2 separate regions of the Homo sapiens genome follow, and region 2 is linked to region 1. The links are chromatin contacts, found by POLR2A ChIA-PET in ENCODE. All regions are on one chromosome and are shown on one strand. The core of a region is the stretch at or near the end of the contact, and the rest is flanking DNA. Distances in the headings are between cores, read along the strand shown. Region 1 holds the start of TTC36 (tetratricopeptide repeat domain 36). Region 2 holds the start of TIRAP-AS1 (TIRAP antisense RNA 1).

Region 1 (2,700 bases), core at 1-2,500:
AGGCAGATGGCTTGGCCAAACCTCTCCAGGGCTGTGCTGAGGTCCCCAGCCTCTGCTGCCATCACCCCCTGCAGCTCCAGGGCCTTGGACTGTTCCAGCTGTGCTTGAGGGAAAACTTCATCTGGGCCAGGGAAGGAGCCAGGAGAAGCCAGGTGTGCAGTTGGTAGCAAGAAGAAAAAGCCACCTCAGGCTTTGGAATTCTGAGATCTGAGCCAGAGCTGACTGGGTATGGGTCACAGCAGGGGTCAGTTGCAGTGTTTGGGGTAGGGGGAGATGAGGTCACTAAGGCTGGGAGCTAGCATTGCCTGAGTTCCAAGAGACCTGGGAAGGGGCCTTGGTTGGTTCCCCATTGCCAAGAGAATGAAGCCCAGACTCCTCAATCTGTTAAAGAAGTTGCTCAAGTTCTTTGTGTATGGCCTCAACAGGCCATACGTTGCAGAGCTTGGATTTGAACCCAGGTCATTCTGGCTCCTGTCTGCATTTTACTCTACTACACCGCCTCTTATGCAAAGGCCACCATGACATTCCCAGATCATGAACATCACTTCTGACGTATCCCTCTGTGTTTCGGCCTGAGTTAGTAAGGTGTAGGCTTTACTCCTCTAGAAACAAAGGATCAAAAACTCCTTCATTAGGGATTAATGGAAAAGCCAGTGAACGCACTCACTGCGGAAGAGTTAGTTTGGAGCTTGGCTTGTGACAGTGTTTAACGGTTACTGGTTGTGCTTGCTATATTGGAACCACTCAACTGAGCAACCATGCCCTGCCTTATTTCAGTCTTCTGTTCTGGTGGTGGTATTCTCTGTTATGACAAAAATGTGAGAGTTTAACATCACCTGGCAGTTAAGCTTGGATCATACAGTCAATTAAGTGGTAAGTTCAGAGGCATGAGAGCTGATGGATCGAGAGACAAACCCCAGCTTACTCCTCTTGGCAGGACATCTCTTACCAAACCCCCATCAGTGCGCTAAGGAGCAGCCAACCTCTCTGATTCCAATCTCAATCATAATCATGGAACAAGGGGCCTTATAAAACCACCTCCCTCTCTGCTACCTCGGGAGGCCAGCAGGCCAGCCTATGTGCAGAGCTACACTCCAGATCAAATGCCCACCTTCTTCTCGTTCTTCCTTTTCTGCTTCCTCTCCGAGGTCCAATCCAACAATGTCTCCAAATGGGGTGTCAGGGTTGAAGATGGCCTGCAGCACTGCCTGATCATTTGGAGTCCCCATGGTGCTCAACTCCAAAATCCCAAAAGGTGACTCCAGATGAGAGAAGAGGGAGGGACGTGGTGAGGGTGGAGCCTCCAGCAGGAAGTTGATCTGAAAGGATGAGGACCACCCCTTCGTGAGGAGTGTCTCCCTGTCCATGGCTGTAGCATTTGCTCAACCTGTGGCCTGGAGGGTTGACCCTGGCTTGGCAGACTACTTGGTTATTTCTCAACTGCCCCTGCCCCCAGGAGAAACAGTAAACAAATCCAGCTTCAGCCTTAAGGTGGAGTGCAGCTAGAGAAGGTGTTCTCCAGCTTCTCCCTGAAATGCTTTCAGTTTATTATATTCACAGTTGAGAAAACCGATAAAAATCAATACTTAACCTCCTTGGATGAAACAGGGGAGCTATGTAGAAGGTAAAGGCCCTGTTCCTTTGTCCTCTTGACCCTGCCTCATATCCACAATTAATTAGGTCCTGAACATACATCACTGATGAATAAAGGAAGAAAATAGTCAAGAGAGCCAGTGTGGAGTGGACCTGAAGGTGGGCTACAGGGAATAATTTAGTGATGCCACCTTAAAGTAAAGGACTGTGGAAGGTACTTTGTGACCAGGTCACAGGCCATGCCCCTCCCGCTTTTCTCCACCCTCTCCAACCAAAGCCAAAAGGAAGCTTAACCATGTGCAGCAATAAACTTGACATGTTTATTAATTAAACTATCACTTAAATAAAAAAAAGTGCATAGAAAATAAACATGTTTAAAAACTCCTTTTTTTTACAACTATGTACACTTTTTACTTTTACATTCAGTCTTTCGTAGAGAGCTTTCAGCATTATTATTTTTTGAACTATTAAAGTATTTTCCTTCATCCCTGTCACAGGGAGTTAACACTGATGGACTTTAGACACATTTTCCTTTTTTTTTTTTCTCTTTTTCTCTAACCAGAAGCTTGGAAGAACACAAGGAAAAAAAACAGATCTGTTATACATGATAAAGTTGTCAAAAAATGTCTTATTTCTAGAAAAGAAGCTTGTCATCTGTTGAGCTCTTGAAACAATTATTCAACTACCTGTATTTACTAAAGAGACTGTTAAAAGTTCAATAAAAGAAACACCACAATTCTATTTTCTTGGTTGAAAGACAGAACTAGAGTACCTCGGAACAAGATACCAGGAAAGCACAGAACACAATTTTCCCCTAAATGCAGGTGGTAACCCCAACATTCATAACCAAAAATAGAGAAACAAGGAGGACAGGTACTGACTGGCAACATTCATGGGCAGAAAAAAATCCAGGTGACACCATGTCTGCATTTTTCTCTGATCCGAGGAATGGACTGTTCTACCATTCCTTTATGGTTAGAGGTTCCCCCCATTTCGGGAATCAGAGGAAAGTGAGCCTGACATCTTCCTGCCGCTACTAGCAACTGTAACACAATCCTTATCTATAGTGTTAAGAGAATTAAAAGCCATGGACTGAACTAGGCTTTG
Region 2 (2,700 bases), core at 176-2,675, 7.8 Mb before region 1:
AACAAACAAAAAACAACAAAAAACAAGGCCCAGCGCAGTCGCTCATGCCTATAATCCCAGCACTTTGGGAGGCAGAGGTGGGTGGATCACCTGAGGTCAGGAGTTCAAGACCAGCCTGGCCAACATGGTGAAACCCTGTCTCTACTAAAAATACGAAAATTAGCTGGGCATGGTGGCAGATGCCTGTAATCCCAGCTACTTGGGAGGCTGAGGCAGGAGAATCACTTGAATCCAGAAAGTGGAGGTTGCAGTGAGCCAAGATAGTGCCATTGCACTCCAGCCTGGACAAGAAGAGTGAAACTCCATCTCAAAAAAAAAAAAAAAAAAAAAAAAGGCGGGTGCGGTGGCTCACGCCTGTAATCCCAGCACTTTGGGAGGCAGAGGCAGGCGGATCACCTGAGGTCAGGAGTTCGAGACCAGCCTGGCCAACATGGTGAAACCCCCATCTCTACTAAAAATACAAAAATTAGCTGGGCATGGTGGCGGGGGCCTGTAATCCCAGCTATTGGGCAGGCTGAGGCAGGTAGAATAGCTTGAACTCGGGAGGCAGAGGTTGCAGTGAGCCGAGATCACATCACTGCACTCTAGCCTGGGTGACAGAGAGGAGAGACTCCGTCTCAAAAATAAATAAATAAATAAATAAAAATTTAAAAACCAGATACACACAGAGGCATGGAAGCCTAGGCCAAGGTTCCCTGATCCTCCCAAAGGTGAGAGTTCCTGCTAGTAGTTCTAGGGAACCCCCTTATCTGCCCTGGCTAGGCCTCCTCACTAGTTTCTGGGGAACCCCCATATCTGCTCTGGCTAGGCCTCCTCACTAGTTCCTGGAATGGTCTCCATCTCTCCTCAGCCCCTGCCAGATTGCTGAGCACGTTGGTATTGGAGCAAGCTGTGTGTATCTGTCTCGCCAGAAATATTCCGTAGTCCTGAAGATCAGGGATGGTAACTTTCGTCTCCACATCCCCAGTACCTAGTTTAGTGTCTGGCATGCATGAAAGTGCGTGCGTAGAACTGAATTAACAATTATAATATATTGTTCTCCTGTTACGGCTGAAGTCGCGTAAGGCAGAGATCACATCTCCTACAGTCTCATGTCGTTTCCACGGACAGGGATGAGCGAGACATCTAACATTGACTGGGTTCCTAGTCCCTGTATACATAAATGGATGATGAATGGCTTGGGGAATGTAACATGTGATCTTTAATCTGCAATGCACTCTCCCAGTAGATATTTCTAGTGGAGACATTAGAAAAATTAGAGCTAGATGTGTTCATTGCCTTAATTTCAAAGGCAATCTTGCCGCCTTTCACCGCCCCTCTATGCATTCTAGTGGCGCACTCCCGCCTCCCCGGAGTGATAATGATTGGTATTTTCCAGCCGAGATCCGAAAAAAAAAAATCTGCCTCCGAGGCGATGATTGGTTCACTGCTTCCCGCATCCCACCTCAGGGTTGCCTCCTGGTACCTTCCCGTGTAGGAAAATGATTTTGTCCCGCGCAGACTCCCTCAGCACCTTCTGCAGTCTGAAGCCGGAGAACGGTAAGCGGACAGGAGCACAGGTACCATTTCCAACTCCTGCCTCCTTTTCCTCTGTGCTGGCGGCGTGGGCCTCCTCCACGTCCAATTCGCGCTTCCTCTTGCCTAGTTGAGGAGCTGCGTCCGCCATGCTGCCGCGGAGGCGGTGTGCGCCTGCGCCCCCTGCGCTGGCCCCGCCCCTAGCCCGAGTCCAGCGGCCTGGCTGGGCTGCTAACTCCCGGCCTACCCTGCTCTGGCACCCGCTCCTGCGGGATGCGTGCCGCGCATGGCGGAGCCCGCTGACCTGTCCCAGGGCGCGCCTTTCAACCGAGTTACTGCCTTTGGCCCCGTTGTGGTGCCGGCCGGCCCTCAGGGAAGGGAAAAGAAGGCTGAGAGTCCCGAAAGCGGCGGGCTAGAGGTGGCTGCGCAGTGAAGAGGGACCCCCAGGCCCACGCCCCGGGGTGGGAGCCGAAGACGCCCTTGGGCCACGGTAGTGTTGGAGCCCTTGTTTGAATACTGACATTTTAATCATAGTTACACCGACGTTGACCAATTATCGGGGAAGCAACGTTTCTGACGCAAATCCGTGAGCCCATTTGATTCCTTGGTCGATTTTTTATACCGAGTATTTAAGCCATTTCCATTTTTCTCCCATTTTAATTACTTTGCAGAAATTTTCATCGTGGTCAGTTTTTTACTTTGTAGACTCAGTACTTTTCTGCTGACAAAAAAGGTAAACGAATATGGCCAGAAGAACCATCTCCACCACCCACTTATTTCCGGGCTAGAGGCATCCCCCTCCTCTCTATTTTGTTTACCTGTATTTCTGCCCTGCTACCCAGGGATATGATTTGCAGTATGATTCGTCTCCCAGGGTTTCGTTTCTCTTTTTTTTTTTTTTTTTTTTTTTTTTTGCCATATAAAATTATTACTTGTAACTTCTGCTGTTGAGGGTTTCTTTGGTGACCATTGTTTCTGGTTAGCCCGTTTTTCACTGGTGTTATTTAACAGATCTAAATTTTGTGAAGAGTTGGTACTTACGGACAGGCGCGGTGGCTCACGCCTGTAATTCCAGCACTTCGAGAGGTCGAGGTGGACGGATCACGAGGTTAAGATACCGAGACCATCCTGGCCAACATGGTGAAACCCCGTCTCTACTAAAAATACAAAAATTACCCGGGCGTG

What was found. ChIA-PET counts read pairs that join two places held with the same protein, here RNA polymerase II (POLR2A).
Region 2: POLR2A ChIA-PET joins it to region 1 with 10 read pairs in A549. The contact joins the promoter of TIRAP-AS1 here to the promoter of TTC36 in region 1. POLR2A ChIA-PET finds 5 or more read pairs at or near these places in 2 of 52 experiments (A549 and CD4-positive, alpha-beta T cell).

What each region holds. Positions count from the first base shown.
Region 1 is chr11:118,526,024-118,528,723 of GRCh38, reverse strand. TTC36 (tetratricopeptide repeat domain 36) reads right to left here and starts at 1,250. Exons shown (of 3, transcript NM_001080441.4): 1 at 1,112-1,250; 2 at 1-121. The coding sequence starts at 1,229. KMT2A (lysine methyltransferase 2A) reads right to left here. Exons shown (of 36, transcript NM_001197104.2): 36 at 1,892-2,700. The region is part of intron 1 of TTC36-AS1 (TTC36 and KMT2A antisense RNA 1); the gene reads left to right.
Region 2 is chr11:126,303,047-126,305,746 of GRCh38, reverse strand. It overlaps TIRAP-AS1 (TIRAP antisense RNA 1), which reads left to right and starts at 1,425. Exons shown (of 2, transcript NR_187388.1): 1 at 1,425-1,559. DCPS (decapping enzyme, scavenger) reads right to left here and starts at 1,687. Exons shown (of 6, transcript NM_014026.6): 1 at 1,466-1,687. The coding sequence starts at 1,666. RefSeq lists a silencer at 1,600-1,729.